2 separate regions of the Mus musculus genome follow, and region 2 is linked to region 1. The links are chromatin loops, found by intact Hi-C in ENCODE. Cell type or tissue: heart. All regions are shown on one strand.

What was found. A loop is a pair of places that touch in the nucleus more often than their neighbours do. Peaks named below come from ENCODE experiments on the same cell type or tissue, not always from the same donor. Only the 100,000 strongest peaks of a DNase experiment are listed, where the experiment ranks them.
Region 2: it touches region 1 in a loop (1.9-fold over the local background); 9 of 42 quality-filtered maps call a loop at or near these places.

Annotation. Positions count from the first base shown.
Region 1 is chr16:20,608,084-20,616,083 of GRCm38, reverse strand. It overlaps Alg3 (asparagine-linked glycosylation 3 (alpha-1,3-mannosyltransferase)), which reads left to right and starts at 5,323. Exons shown (of 9, transcript NM_145939.3): 1 at 5,323-5,541; 2 at 6,998-7,097; 3 at 7,195-7,342; 4 at 7,438-7,598. The coding sequence starts at 5,346. It overlaps Eef1akmt4-ece2 (Eef1akmt4-Ece2 readthrough), which reads right to left and starts at 4,483. Exons shown (of 20, transcript NM_177941.1): 1 at 4,264-4,483. The coding sequence starts at 4,459. Eef1akmt4 (EEF1A lysine methyltransferase 4) reads right to left here and starts at 4,483. Exons shown (of 3, transcript NM_025462.2): 1 at 4,264-4,483. The coding sequence starts at 4,459. In heart, a CTCF peak has its summit at 4,023; DNase peaks (open chromatin) are centred at 4,483 and 5,423; H3K4me3 peaks cover 3,098 bases; H3K27ac peaks cover 2,139 bases.
Region 2 is chr16:20,513,791-20,521,790 of GRCm38, reverse strand. Dvl3 (dishevelled segment polarity protein 3) reads right to left here and starts at 4,805. Exons shown (of 15, transcript NM_007889.3): 1 at 4,436-4,805. The coding sequence starts at 4,596. Gm16618 (predicted gene, 16618) reads left to right here and starts at 4,011. Exons shown (of 3, transcript NR_167658.1): 1 at 4,011-4,152; 2 at 7,882-8,000. In heart, a CTCF peak has its summit at 4,917; DNase peaks (open chromatin) are centred at 3,660 and 4,860; H3K4me3 peaks cover 2,757 bases; H3K27ac peaks cover 2,391 bases.

The sequences.
Region 1 (8,000 bases):
AACTAGCATCACACAGGCAACAGACCCTACCTGAGGTGAGTCTGCCAAGAATTTCAAAGACACTGACTCAGAAGAGCTGAGAAATAATCCGTGCCTTGGGAGTTGGGGATGGGGTGCAGGGAAATTTGGAGTAAATTATCTACAATGCAATCTCTAAGCTAGGCATAGTCTCATAACTTTAATCCCAGCATTTAGGAGGCAGAGGCAGGTGGACTCTGAGTTGGAGGTCAGCCTGGGCTAAAGTATGACCCTGTTTCAAAAATAACAACAAAAGAATGCAGTCTCTAAGAGGGCAGGGTCAAGGAGAGGGAGGACAGCCCAATTTACATTGCTTTGAAAGAAAGTGCTCTTTTGCAGGTCTTCCAGTAGCCCATCTTGGGCTAAGAATGGGGCTAGATAGCAGCTCTTGGCAGGTTCCATAAAGGGATCTCACTTTCTTGGTATCCAGACTGCTTCCAATTCTTATTTATCAATATCATAGAATGATGAGATTAGGAATTCAAAGCCAGCCTCATCTACATAGTAAGTTCCAGGCCAGCCCATGTATCGTAACCATGCCTCAAAAATCATAAACAGGCTGGGCTGGGTTGCAGGCACCTTTAATCCCAGCACTGAGGAGGCAGAGGCAGGTAGGTCTCTAAGTTCCAGGCCAGCCTGGGCTACATAGTGAAATCACACTCAAAAAGAAAAAAAGAGAAAGACATTAAAGAGAAAAAAATTAAAGTGTTTTCTTTTTAGATAGGCTGCCTATGTAGTTGAGAATGGCATTGAAATTCTGATCTTTCTTCTCCTGGGTTTTAGTACCAGATGAATGAATGAATGCATAAAATATTTATTTATTTATTTATTTAATGAATGTATATGAGTACACTGTAGTTGTGAGCCATCATGTAGTTGCTGGGAATTAGAATTCAGGACCTCTGCTTGCTCTGGCCTAAAGATTTATTTATTATTATATTTAAGTACACTTTAGCTGTCTTCAGATGCACCAGAAGAGGGCATCAGAAGACATTACAGATGGTTGTGAGCCACCATGTGGTTGCTGGGATTTGAACTCAGGACCTTCAGAAGAGCAGTCAGTGCTCTTAACTGCTGAGCCATCTCTCCAGCCCAACTTTGATATGTTAAGTAGGCACCTCAGCCATTGGTTCCAGGTTTGAAACTTGACACTTCTACTTCTGGATCACTGGGATTCAGATTTATGTGAAATATGGACTATTTGCAATTTACATGATACTAGGAATTGAACCCTCAGCTTCCTACAAGCTAGACAAGAACTTAATGAACTGAGTGACATCCTTAGCCCTCCCCCCAAACTGTTACAGGTAGTAGTCACTGAACACTCAGTATTATGCTAAGTAATTCATAAGAATTCTTAGTTTATTTTCAATATTGATTCATGCAGAAATAGTATTTTATTGTTCTCAGTTTTTAGGTGGAGAAATTGAGGAAAATAGTTAAGGAGCTTTCCAAGGACACAACAGAGATGGAGCCAGAATTTGGGCTGACATCTGTTTCACACCAAGCCAGAGCTTCTAACCACGATGCTCAGCTGCCTCTCAGTTTCCAAGAGGCCCACTCAAGCCTGGTGGGACACTGCAGCTTGGGCTACGTTAGCATGACCAGTGGGCTGTATTTCACTATGAAGCTATTACTGCTTCTCCTTGTGCGCTGCATGGCAAGACAGCAGAACTAGAAATCCTGCTATCAGAGAGCATCTGCAGTTCACATGCCCATGACTGCAGACACTGCCAATGTTCTGACCAGACCCCTGTAGCCCTTTTGTAAGCGTTAGTCTGTCCCCAGGTTTTGGTATTTGCTTCTCAAGGTCGTCATGTCATCTGTGCCCCTTCAGGCCAAAATTATTCTCGAGATTTTGCCTGAGATCACAGTTTTATCTTTTTTTACTTTCCCTATTCTGTTTTTGTTTTGTTTTGTTTGTTCGAAACAGGGTTTCTCTGTGTAGCCCTGGCTGTCCTGGAACTCACTCTGTAGACCAGGCTGGCCTTGAACTCAGAAATCCACCTGCCTCTGCCTCCCAAGTGCTGGGACTAAAGGCGTGCGCCACCACACCTGGCTGCCTCTCTCCATTCTCCGTTCTTACCTGTCAGTTTTTCCTGGAAGCCACTACTGGATGAATGACTTGGACAGGAATCTCCTTCTTGGGATCCTTTCTGGGGAACTCAACCCAAGACAGTAGATTGATTTACAGTAGAATCTTTATTTCCTTTTGATAAATAAAGCTTTGGGTAGGTATAGTGGCTCACGTCTGTAATCTCAGCACCCAGAAGGCAAAGGCAGACAGAGCTTTGTGAGTCTGATGCCAGACTAGTCTACCTGTGAGTTTTAGGCCAGCCAGGACTACAGGAGACTCTGTCTTAAACATAAGTTTTATGCCGGGCAGTGGTGACGCACGTCTTTAATCCCAGCACTTGGGAGGCAGAGAAAAAAAGTTTTATTAGAGAACATCAGTTCTCACGCTGTAGACCAGGCTGGCCTCGAACTCAGAAATCTGCTTGCCTCTGCCTCCCGAGTGCTGGGATTAAAGGAGTGCGCCACCACCGCCCGGCGATGCTAAGATTTTAACGAAGACAGATGTCTTGCCCACCAGCAGTATGACAATCAGCTGTGGAGACTGCTGAAAACAGAGCCCTGAGTGCAGGCCTGCTGGTGCCCACCTGCAATCCCAGCCTTTAGGAGGTAGGGGTGGAAAATATCCTAATCAGTAAATGTCAGGCTAGACTGCTACATAACAAGACCCCATTTCAACAAAAGAAAAAAGGTCCCTAGCTTCTATATTAGACTTCCCTGGAATTAGAATCTCAGAGTGGAGCCTAACTTGCCAGTTAATTTTGAAAGGCACTAAAGCTTGATAAACGTAGTTCTGTGGTAACTCTATAAATAAACGCAATAGTATACAACCACAGAATTCAAGAAACTGTTTACTTCTAGTGGGGAGAGGTTACGGGGAAACCATAAGCAAACTCCAAGGACACACGAAGCTTTTAGCCAGGTATTGGTCTAGATGCTTCACATACTCGTCTAATCACCAGAAGATCTCATCTGTAGGTTCTCATTTTCTTAGTTATTTACTTATGTTGTTTTGTTGAAACAGGGTCTTTCTATGTAGCCTCCTAGCTGTCCTGGAACTTGCTGCATAGCCCAGGCTGGCCTCTTGCTCCCAAGGCTGGGATTAAAGGTGTGAGTCACCACACCCAGCTAGGTTTTTATTTTCTTAAGGCTTGAAAATAGAGGCACAGAAATTTAAAGATTTTGTACAAGATTACAATTCCAGCTAAACCAAATTTCTACCATTAACTACTTGCTCTCAGAGTCCAAATTCTTAGCCACTAGGTTATCCTTTCTAGTCCTGGTCATTTTCTACTCCCCCCCCCCCAAAATATATATACTATATGTATAAGAGATACCCTTTTTATCCCTATCAAGTATTCCACTTAAATGTATACAGGCTTTAGAAGCAGAGGTAGTTGGATCTCTGTGAGTTTAAAGCCAGCCTATTCTATAAGGTGAGTTCCAAGCCAGCCAGGATTTCATAGTGAGACCCTGTCTAAAAACAAAAACAAAAACAAAAAACCCAAAATGTATACAGGCTTCTTGAACAAAACGTTTACAAACTATATTTGGAAGGCAACTCAACTCATTCAAACTTTTCCTGAGTATCCAGCAGCTGACATCCTAGCATCGCTCTTGTTGACACCTACCTCAGCTGCAATTCTCCATCAGACTCAGCATTATTCTACCCTATGAGTGTTTAGGACCAAACTTTTCTCCTGGAGTTCAGAGAAGTGGTGACTCCCTTTACCTGACAACAACTCCGGGTGCCCGCTGGTGCGAAAAGAAAACTAGGTGTTATGCTCGAGGTGCACACGATTTACTCCAGAAAAATTTGCAGTCCCATTTCTAGAAACGGAAACTGAAACACACAATGGATTCATGACTTGTCCTAGGTTACACAGCCAGTTAAATGCTGGGACTTGAAGTAGGTCCACAGAGATATGCTTTCCAGTGTCCTAGGTGCCTCCAGTGTCTGGGGCAGGGTAATGCCCCTCGCTGGGACACCAAAGGACTGTCTTTTTCCAAAGTCCTGACGATCTCTTATTCTGTCTGCCCTTGTTAAATACAGACAGATTCTGAAGGTACTGGGTGTTGGCTCCGAACTGGGGCGTCCTGGTACAGGAGAAAGCAGAAGAGAAGAAAGCGGATGTGATCTGGCCAGCGACTGGTGGCTGGGACACTACCCACCTAGCACGAGGATACGGTCCTCAGGACACAGCTCCGGCTCTAGGAGGGCACGGAAGGAAGCGAAGTCTCCGAACCACTCGTAGGGTCCAGAGTCGGCCGCGTCTTTGTAGCGCTGGTCCCAGTACTGGACTTGGCGGTACTGGAAGTTCTTCTCCGGTAACTCCGGAGGGGACACCGGAGTCCGGGGAGAGGCCATGCTCAGGGCAGCGCCGCAGCCAGGGCGGGACTAAGGAGCCCAATCACCGAGGTAAGAAATGGAAGGCGGAGCCTGTGTCTCCGCCCTCCCCTGCAGCTGCTCCACACAAACACGTGGAACTTCCGTCACCTTCTAAGCTCTTTTTTGAAAATCGTCCGGCTGGGAAGCTGAATTACTTGGTGTCATATTAACGAACTGCCCGTCTAAACTCGACCACATCTCCTCGTGGCAAACCGGATCTGGTCACTAGACGTGACCAGGCTCATTACTGCATCCTCTCGTGTTCGGTTTTCAATAACCCTTTCCAATAAGAGGCGTGATTAATTAAAGATTCCCTTCTTCCCAAGATTTTTGGAGCACCTTCGGGTACTTGGGAAGGCGGGAGGAATACTGAAAGGAGCTTTCCCCTCTACGTGAACACAACTACTCTGGGCATAGGCAGAGTGGAAAGCTGGGCTTGGAGAAGAGAACAGAACTGTTGTTTTGTTTTCTGGGCAAACACTGATATACTCGTGTTTATGTGCTCTGAAAGGGACATACACCGAGAAGTATATGTATATTTATATTACAACATCGTGTAGTCTTTCAAAGGAGATGCGTTCTAAGGACTAGCTATCTTATCCTTATTCCGGTGCACATATTCACATTAGAAATATCTCTCACCACTGTGTATAATAAGCACTAAATATGTAGCCAATGAATCATTTTGGCCTAGAAACTCCAGCTCCCTGAGTCTAATTAACAGACTGATTTTTAGTAAATAAGACTTCTGGTTACTCGGCTCAGCATTTAGTTTGAGAAGACGCCCAGAGCGTGAGACCGGAACCTAGTGTGTGAGAGTTGGTTTTCCCGGGTGGTGGAAGCAAAAGAGTGGTGCACTGTCAAGATGGCTGCTGGGCTGCGGAAACGCGGCCAGCCGGCTTCTGTCGGCCAGCCGGCAGGAATCTGGAAACAATGGCTACAGCGTGCCTGGCAAGAACGCTACCTACTGCTGCGGGAACCGCGCTACACATTGCTGGTGGCCTCCTGCCTCTGCATAGCAGAGGTGGGCATCACCTTCTGGGTCATTCACAGGGTGGCATGTGAGTTCACTGAAGGGGAGAGAACCGGAGGGAGGGAGGGATACCCAAACTAGATTACAGAGCTTTCATTCACCGATCAAACCCATATCCTTTACCTGACCCAAGCCCATTTTCCAGAACAGCGATCATAATCTCTCTCCCATATGGGAGGGAGGTTACCCAGAGATTACCTCCTGCGTTTAACATTCAGCCTGCTAAGAAAGCATAAGCAGCCACGAAGTTCTGGCCAGAATTAATGTGCTGTTGCTGCTGCTGTTCCTGATGCTTGTCTGTAGCCTTAGACAGTCACTTCCCACCGCAGATCTGATTTTTCATGCTTTTAATTCTTAGGTCTTGAAAGTCCTTTTAAAGAGTGCATTTTGTGACCTTTTAAGTCCATTAGGTACTGGTGTCTTCCAGGATCAGTCTTTTTTTAAAAAAACAAAACAAAACAGAGTCTCACTAAGTAGCCCTGATTGGCTTTGCTATGTAGACCACAGTGGCCTCAAGCTCACAGAAATCTGCCTTCTTCTGGCTCCTGAGTGTTGTTGAGATTAAAGGTGGACACCATCACAACTGGCTTATAAAGACCCTGTTCTTAAAATGAGAGTGAGGAACATTCCAGAAAGAGAATCACCATTAACCTCTAACCTCCACACTCATACTCACATGCATGTACACTCACTTATGTGTGAATCCACACATGTGCATATGAACACACACAAGACAGAGAAAGAGAACAAGACTGTTTCAAGAACTAAGAAGCTGGGTGGTGGTGGCACACGCCTTTATCCCAGCACTTGGGAGACAGAAGCAAGTGGATCTCTGTGAGTTTAAGGCCAGCCTAGTCTACAGAGTTCCAGGACAGCCAGATAGCCAGAGCTATACAGAGAAACCCTGTCTTGTAAACACACACACACACACACACACACACACACACACAAACTGAAAAGGAGAGAAGTACTACTTGAAGAATACAGGAAAGAGTAAATTTGGAGTAGGAAGAAAGATCATAAAATCAGTTTTACACATTTGAGTTTAAGACACCCACATTCATGGGCCTAAGGAGATAGCTTAGCACGTGGTATTTACCATGCAAATGTGAGACCCATAGTTCACATTCCTAGCATTAGGCATAAATGCCAGGCAGGCATGGTGACCCATCTATGATCACGGCACTGGAGAGGCAGGACAAGGGATCCTTGAAGCAAACTGACTAGCTAGACTCTGTTATATAAATGACAGAGGAAGACACCAGTGTCAACTCCTGACCTTCATATGCATGCACACATAACACACAGACGAAATATATGGGTTCACCCAGAGAATGCCGTAGGTGTGGTTACATCAGGGACGATAATGGGAGAAACCTGGGAATGAGGTAGAATCTCTGGGCTTTGGTGGTCTGAAGGCATGGGGTTTAGAAGTAGGCAAGTTCTGGACTCAGAAGGAACGAGACCATGTTATCTTCTTCCAGACACAGAGATTGACTGGAAGGCCTACATGGCCCAGGTGGAGGGTTTCATCAATGGCACATATGACTACACACAGCTGCAGGGTGACACCGGACCTCTTGTGTGAGTGAGGATAGGAAGTCTGAAGGCATTGTGAAGGGCTGGGTGGGTACCAGGCTGATAGTCCTGCCCTAGGCTCATATTTCCTTTCATCTTCCAGCTACCCAGCTGGGTTTTTGTACATCTTTACGGGGCTATTCTATGCTACTGACCGGGGCACTGATATCCCTATGGCCCAGAACATCTTTGCTGTACTCTACCTTGTCACCTTGGTGCTTGTTTTCTTGATATACCACCAGACCTCCAAGGTGAGTTGATGCCACAGGACCAACTGGCCCTGGCCTGAAGTGGGTGGTGGGGGTGGCTCAGGTTTGGGGAGCTGACGTTGGTGCCCACCCTTTAGGTACCTCCCTTCGTCTTTTTCTTCATGTGTTGTGCCTCTTACCGTGTCCATTCCATCTTTGTACTGCGGCTCTTCAATGACCCAGTAGCTATGGCCTTGCTCTTCCTGAGCATCAACCTTTTCCTGGCACAGTGCTGGAGCTGGGGCTGCTGCTGTTTCAGGTCAGAGCCTTTTCCTTCTGCCCCCCCACCCCCCAGTCACATTTCCATATCTTCCCAATGTTCTGCAGGAGAGGACATCAAGAGTGGTTAGATAGCCAGGCAGTGGTGGCGCATGCCTTTAATCCCAGCACTTGGGAGGCAGAGGCAAGCGGATTTCTGAGTTCAAGGCCAGCCTTGTCTACAGAGTGAGTTCCAGGACAGCCAGGGCTACACAGAGAAACCCTGACTTAGGGGGAAAAAAGAGAGTGGTTAGTTACTGTAGGTCACTCTGGCCGCCCTGAACAAGTCAAGGGTCTGTAGAAAGTTCCTTTCCTCATGCTTTCTTCCTATGTTTATCCCAGATGGCATCCATGTTGGGGTTGGCCCTTAAGTATGTCAATCTGTACATGTCCATTTAGTCTG
Region 2 (8,000 bases), 94 kb after region 1:
GAACTAGGAAAGAGAAGGCATTCCGTGACCATCCACACAGAACATATTTGTAATCCCAGGCAGCACTTGGGAGGCTGAGGCAGGAGGATTATGAGGCAAGCCTGGGCTATATAATGTAGTTCTGTTACAAACAGTAAGAAGGAAAGAGGCTGGCAATGCAGCTCAGATGGCAGCATGCTTGCCCAGCATATACAAAGACATTTGACACACACTACATGCGCTGGGCATGGTTCCATATGCCTGTAATCGCGGTACTGCAGAGGAGGAGGCAGAAGGATCAGTGTAAGGTTGGGAGCTTGAGGCTGGCCTGGGATACATGAGGACTCTCACCCACCCACCCCCCAAAAGGAAGAAACTAACAGTGACAACTGTTTATGTTTACTGAGCATGCCTTATGAGCCTACCATTCTGCTAAGCACTTGTAGCATGTAGAAGGTGGGTAACTAAACTCAGGTTCAATAATCTATCAACAATCACACCACTCACAAGCTGGTGTTTGAGTCCTAGCCTGTGTGACTCTGCATTCTTATCTGCTACATCTTCTACTCCTATAATTAGAACATATAATTAAAGACAAAACAGAAAAACAGTGGTGGCACATCTCAGCATTTGGAAGGCAGAGGCAGGCTGAGTTGGAAGCCAGCCTGGTCTACAGAAAGAGTTCCAGGACAGCCAAGGCTACTCCAGCCTCACTAGGTAGAGAATATAATTCTCATTTCAGGAACAAAGAAACCGACATTTGGTTACTCATCATGGTTATCATACTGAGAGGCGGTAGAGCTGGATCTAAACCCCAGGCTGTTCTGACTTCAATTCTCTTTCCCTCCGTGTCACTTTTCCCCCTTTGATGACAGATTGGGGTGGGGCATTAATGTGGTCATGATATGCAGTCTGGCCTTGGGAATGTGATAGGGGCCAGAAGTTGGATAACAACTATGGTTTAGAGCCAGAGATGGGGATGGAAACTGTGGAGAGGTAGGCTATCAAGCACCCCAGGAGCACTGAGCTAGACAAATATGATCATCAGCTAGGGGGATACAGGCTGAGGATGCACAGAAGCCGTGAGGCTTGGTCCTCCCTCCCTCCTTAGAGGGGCGAAGGGTCTGGCTCCTTGTAGTAGTCACATTCTTTAACTCACAAAGAAGCTGGCAATCCAAGCCTACGGTCCTCCCTCCCAGCTCCATCTCCCTACCACTTCTAGTGCTGCAAGGACCCCAAGAAAACAGCCCAGACCTACCAGCCAACCTGGCCTCAAGAGGAAAGAGGATTCATGTAACACACAGGACTCTTATGTCCTGCGAGTCTCCTCATCTCCCTTAGCAGACCTACCCCCTCGACACACACACACTCCCATACTGCAGGGGTTTCTTCTCTTTCTAGAGGGTCGCCAATGCTCTACAAACCTCTGCTGACTCGCGACCATCAGCAGCAGCTTTGGGGGAACCTGGACTAGAACCTGCCGTGGTAGAGCTTGGCTATCTGGGCTCCACAGCAGTCTCACCAGACCTGTCCTCTCCTTTTCACTCAGACTGAGTCAGGTAAGCACAGGCCCAACTCTCAATTCTACCACACAGTAGCTCTCCCACCTTAGAGATATCATTTAATTTAGCCAACCTTTGTCTCATCCTGGTAAATGGAATTCTTAGATGACAGGTATGGTCCAAGAATATAATAAAAACTAGTTACTGACTCTCCAACTGTTAGTAAATCCACACTCACACATTAAGTATGTCTCCTTTTCTTTTTAAAAACTTTATTACATTTTAGTGTGTGTGTGTGTAGGTCAGAGGACAACTTTTTCCTTCTACTCTATGAGTCCTGAGGATAGACTTCAGGTCACCAGGCTTGGTGGCAATGGCCTTTATGCACTGAGCCCTTTCCCTGACTCTCCCAAGGAACTTAATGGCACTAAGTCTACCCCGTGCTTCACAAATAGCTTTGGAGACCAGGTGAGAGTTGGGGACTCCTTAGGTCCCACATTCTGAACCTGAGGTGGAGGCCAGCAGGCTTCCTCCTTTGACAGGCTTTGTCAACGGGGGTTACTGGCCTAGGCCGCCTGAAGTGGCCTCTGACATTCCCAGTTTGCCAAGGCTTACCATCCTTCTGGAGAGGAGAAATCTATAGAATGGCCATTTACATAATATAGTATTCCTCACCGGTGTTGTGTGTGTGTGTGCTCTCTTTCGTTCTGTCTCTCTCTCTCATGTTCTCTCTCTCCCTCTCTCCCTCTGACACCTATACAAACACACATACACATACATACATACATACATACACACACACCTCTACAATGGTGTGATCCAGACTTTATATTTTGGAGTGAGAGTCCCCCATATCCAAACAAATTCTGTCATTTACCAGCTGTGTGGCCTAGGGTCAGCTTTATTGAGGCCTTTTTCATTCTAGTCTCCTGATTTTCATCAGTGTCCATTTCATAGACTGGTGTGAGGACTCCAAGATGCAAGATGTACAAGTGATGACATCACTGTCAGGCAGACTGTAAGTACCATATGATGGGCTTGTAAAATAAAAAATGAAATAAGCTGTCAACGGGATCCTCTGCTATCCTAACTCTGAAAAGGATGGCCTTGCTGGGTCTTTTGCTCACTTATTCTCGTAGATTGGGGGGAATAAGCCAAATAAGAACACCCACTTGATTCTTAGCATTGGTCTCAATTCTGGTAGAACAGCCAACCGATATTTTGCAAAGGGTGCTTCAAGGACCACGGGTAGATACAAAATGGCTTAAAGTGGCATATGATAAATGTTACTTAGTTCAATAGTTGATTTAAAGAAAGATATTCCTGAGCAGTGAGCAGATGCAATGGGGGCCCTCTTATAACTATAGTTAGACCTGCTCCCACGACAACCTTAGGAAAGCAGGAAGCAGCTCACAGTGGTCCCCAGAGGCAAGTCCGGGTAGAGATACAAGACGATTCTAACCCCTCAAGACATCTGGCCTAGCATACCCTGAAATATTATCCCAGTTCCTTCGGATAATAAGAAAGACCCTACTCTTATTCCTCTCATGCCAGGTTGAGACACCTACCTCCTATCCTTAGTTCTTCCAGATATATCATTTTCAGGGTCTTTCAACCAGGTTTGCCTATTCTAGACTAAAGCCAGACAATCATTATCACACAAGAGTCTCATCCCAGGGCAAGAACAGAATCAGTAATAGATCTATTCTCCACTCTCCAACACACACACACACAAACACTTCTAAGAATTCATCGAATGCTGAGTTCCAGGGGTAGAAAATGACAAATAAGTCCGGCAGGAGACAGAAGGTGCTTGCCTCCTGGGGCTGGGAGGGCAGGCCTTGGGAGAGAAGCCAGACTAATGTACACAGGGGGCGGGGGGTTGGGGGTGGTGGTGGGATATCTCCCCTCACCCAGCTCTGGGGCCTCAGCTGCAAGCACAGTGCAGGCCTCAGGCAAGTGCATCAGAGGGACCTTCAGGCCTTGAAGGGCCCAGGGAGGGGTAGGGTGTTTGTGTGTGTGTGTGTTCTCCATAGCCTCTAGGCCGACCGTCCAGTTAATGTAGGCAAGCCTCAGCCCCTTGGAGAGGGGTGTGTGTGTGTGTGTGTGTGTGTGTGTGTGTGTGTGTCTTCCCCCTCCACCCCCCTCTCAGGCCAGCTGCTACAAAACCCTCAGGCTCCAACATTCCAACCTCTCTTAAAGGGGCAGTCCCAGCTTCCAAACTGCCCATCAAAAGCCCTGCAGCAGGGTAGGGAGGGGAAGACAAGAGAGAACATCAATAGGCCCTTCCTAGTCTTCCCATCCAGGCTCTGAAGCCCTATGCAACATCTCTGCTGGGACTACCATCAGGAAAGAAAAGGCCCCAGCACCTGGCTAGTGAGAACTCCTCTGAGTCAGGCAACACCCCATCGGCCCAGGGGAGAGGGGAATCTGCTTGACAAACATCAGGTCCATCATCCAGCCTGGTAGAACAGCCCCCAACGCCTCCTTCTCCAGTTCAAAGTCCCACCAGCTACAGCCCTAGATACAGCACACTCCAAATAAGGCTCTGAGTTGCAGAGCTCAGAAGACCGGGAAGGCAGGCCGGGTGTCAATATACTCCAACTTTATGCTTAAATGGTGGCACCTGGAAGGACTGAGAATTCTGGCTTTGGACTGGAGTGGAAAGGATGTATGTCTCTGGGGGGGGCCGCTGGACCGTGGGGAGGTGAGGGGGCTTGAATGGTAGGAACCGATTGCTTAGGGAGGGACGTCTCGCTGGACCAGGGGGGCAAGGCCTCCAAGAGGTGACTGGGAGTCCCTCAAAGTCAAGTGTGTCCCAAGTCACCGAGTCGCTCCCTTGCTGGAAGCGGGGCTAGAAACCAGTGCAGTCAGGGGAGTCGGAACTGGCTGTGTTGGCCCCTAGCAGCGGAGCGACCCGGGCTCCCGGGAGGCGGGGCGGGGGCCATCCTCACCCAAAATCGTCGTCCATAGACTTGAAGAAGAACTTATAGCTGGGCCGCTGCAGAACGCCCTTAAAGTCCGCCAAGGTGACGCGCTCGGCGGGCAGGGGCAGCTTCACCAGGTACGGCGTCTCCTGGCCGTCCAGGTGGTAGATGATCTTGGTCTCGCCCATGGCTCCGGCCTCGGCCCCGCGGCGCGCGGCCTGCTTGGGCAGCGGGGCCGGGCCTCTCCGGCAGAGCTCGGCGCTCGGCGCGGCCCGCTGCTCAGCCCCACTCAGCCGCCGGCCGGGCCGCCAGCTCCCTTGTTCTCCGGCCGCTCCCGGGTCCCAGCGCCGCCCGCCACCGCTTCCGCTCCCCACTCCCGGCGCTCCGCTGGCGATCGCGACTCTTCCGGTGGCCTGGGCCCTCCCGGCTCTGGGCCGAGCCCAGTGCGGCCCCGCCCCGCCTCCGAGCCGCGCTGGCTGCTTGCGGCCGACTGCCCGCCCACCCACAGGGCGGCGCTGGGTCCCCTGTGCTCCGGGTTCAGGCAGCTGGACCTGGAAGTCTCAGCCCGGTGGGACTGGCGGAACCGTGTGCAGGGTCCCGGGCAGGAGGGGAGGGATGGAAGAGAAGTGTCACCGACTGCAGAAGAGAATGGATTTGAAGACCTAACTGGATCCCTGGATGCCGGGTGGCTTCAACTCGGATTTTTGGATTCTGCTGACAGCACAGTTGCTGCCACCGGACCGTACTGAGTTCCTTGAGGGCTGAGCAAGTTCAAGTTTTTATCCCTATAATCTCAGCGTCTCTATGAACAAGTAGTTTGAGAAATGGACTGAGTGGGTGTGGTAGCGCTTACCTTTAATTCCAGCACTCAGGAGAGAGAGGCAGGTGTCTTTCAGTGAGTTTAAGCCAGCCTGGCCTACAGAGAGCTTCAGGACAGCAGGACTATGGAGGGAACTCCTCTCTTAGAGAGAGGGAGAAATACAGAGAAGAAAAAGAAAGAAAGAAAGAAAGGAAAAGAAGAGGAAAAAAAGGACAAAAGAAAGAGAAAAGAAAAAATTTGAGTTAAGAAAGAATGCAAGCAGCCAGGTGTGGTGGAACATTACTTTAGTCCAAACACTGGATAGGTAGGCAAATCTCTGAGTTGGAGGCCAGCCAGTCTACAGAGCAAGTTCCAGAACAGCCAGGGCTAAACAGAGAAACCCTGTATGATTGGGACAGTAGATGTCAAAACTACCTATAGTCAGTTGGTGGTTCAGCTTCTCAGCTGTAACAATGTATGTCAGGTGTGGCTTTGAAACTCCTGACAATTCTCCTGCCTCAAGCTTCTGAGTTCTCTCTCTGATTACATGCCTGCATTTCAGTCACCTCTTCTGCCCAGAAACCTCTTCACATTACCCAATATGACTTTCATATACCCTCAACATGACACACAAGGCCCTTAATAATCTGACATCTATATACCTCTCTAGACTTTTTCTCATTACATCATAACCAATTTTTTTATTATAAGCAGAAAGCATTCAGTAGCAGTTACATGTTTTCAGTTTATATCCTTCATTTAATCTTTTTCTCCAAATAATGTCTGTGCATAAATAAAATGCATTAAAACTTTTCAAGGTTTGTTTTTACCCCCTGCACAGATTATAGGTATCTGAGATGACCAGGAGAGGGTGTCAGTCTCTTGGAATTAGAGTCACAGGAGCTGGAGAGAGAACTAAGTGGTTAAGACCTCTTCCAGAGGTCCTGAGTTCAATTCCCAGCAACCACATGGTGGCTAACAACCATCTGTAATGGGATCTAATGCCCTCTTCTGGTATGTCTGAAGACAGTGATGTCTGAAGACAGTGACAATATATATCTTAAAAAAAAAAGTTTCGGGAAGCTGTGATCCACCTGCTGAGATGCCAGACACTAAACTCTGTAGGAACAGCAAGCCCTCTTAACTGTTGAGCTGTTTCTCCCGCCCTAATATTAAAAACAGAGTCCAGGATGACCCTGAATTTTCTACTCTCCTGCCTGTACACTCCTGGAGTGGCTGGGGTTACAGGCATGTGATGCCTGGCTTATTTCTTGATTTACACATTCTAGACATTGCCCATTAACTTCCCACTTTTACTTTCTTAAAATATTGAAGCCATGATTGTTAAGTCGAGAGTACTTAACACTGACAGTAAAAGTACTGCTAAGCTTGGTATATTACTTGTTTCTTTTGCTTTTTTTTTTTTTTTCTCTTGGTTTGTTTGTATTTTATTTTTGGTTTTTCAAGACAGTGTTTCTCTGTGTAGCCCTGGCTGTCTTAGAACTCACTCTGTAGACCAGGTTGGCCTGGAACTCAGAAATCCGCCTGCCTCTGCTTCCCAAGTGCTGGGATTAAAGGTGTGCGCCACCACTGCCTGGCTTTATTTATTTATTTTTTAAACCAATAATTGTTTGCACACAATGCAGTTTTTCAGGACACATCTTGTTCACCAGTCCAATCTATTAGGTAAACCAGCTTTGTTTGCTCTGGTGAACACTGCCTGCTGTCTCTATCTAGCTGTCATCTGGGACTTCTCTGCATCCCCAGGGGCACTTCTCCTCCAAGCTGGATCTTTTTTCTTGGACACTTTATTTCTATTTTAGTGAGGCTCACTGCATCCTTTGACAGGTCTCTTTGAAAGCATGAAAAATGCAATTTTGGGGCTGGTGAGATGGCTCACTGGGTAAGAGCACCCGACTGCTCTTCCGAAGGTCCGAAGTTCAAATCCCAGCAACCACATGGTGGCTCACAACCACCCATAATGAGATCTGATGCCCTCTTCTGGTACGTCTGAAGACAGCTACAGTGTACTTACATATAATAAATAAATCAATCAATCAAAAAAAAAAAAAAGAAAAATGCAATTTTGGTTTTGGTGTTTCTGTAGCTGAGACTGCATTTAGCTCAGGCTGCTCTTAAAAATAAATAAATAAATAAATAAAGAAAGAAAGAAAGAAAGAAAGAAAGAAAGAAAGAAAGAAAGGAAGAAAGAAAGATAGATGCAATTTTGGTTTTGGTGTTTCTGTAGCTGAGACTGCATGTAGCTCAGGCTGCTCTTAAAACTGGAAGTCCTGCCAAGGATCACAGGTTTGTGCTACACCTAGAAAGGGATTTGTTTGTTTGTTTATTGGGTCTTGTGGATGTAGGCATGATTTATACCACTAAGGCCCAGATTCTTTGAGCTGTATGTCTAGAATATGATTGAGGTTGAGGTTGGTGCAAGGCTAGACCTGGCAGTCTAGTTTGATCCCCAGGATCCATATGGTAGGAGACCTCCACAGGCATGCTGCCACTCGTGTGCTCCCCAACACCTTCACACAAACCCGTGAGCGCGCGCACACACACACACACACTTAGAAAAAAATACAATTGAGTTGAAAATAATTTTCCTTCATAAATTTGAAGGTATTTGTTGTTGTTTTTAAACAAAATCTCTATCACTCAATTTTACCAGTGAAGACTTGGGAGCCAGATACTGAGGTGAAAGCCTGCTAGCTCAGAGGCAGAGAAAGCATCCAGCTGACCGTCCTCCTCAGCCAGCATCCTAGAAGTAACGTCCCTCTCTCCAAGTCT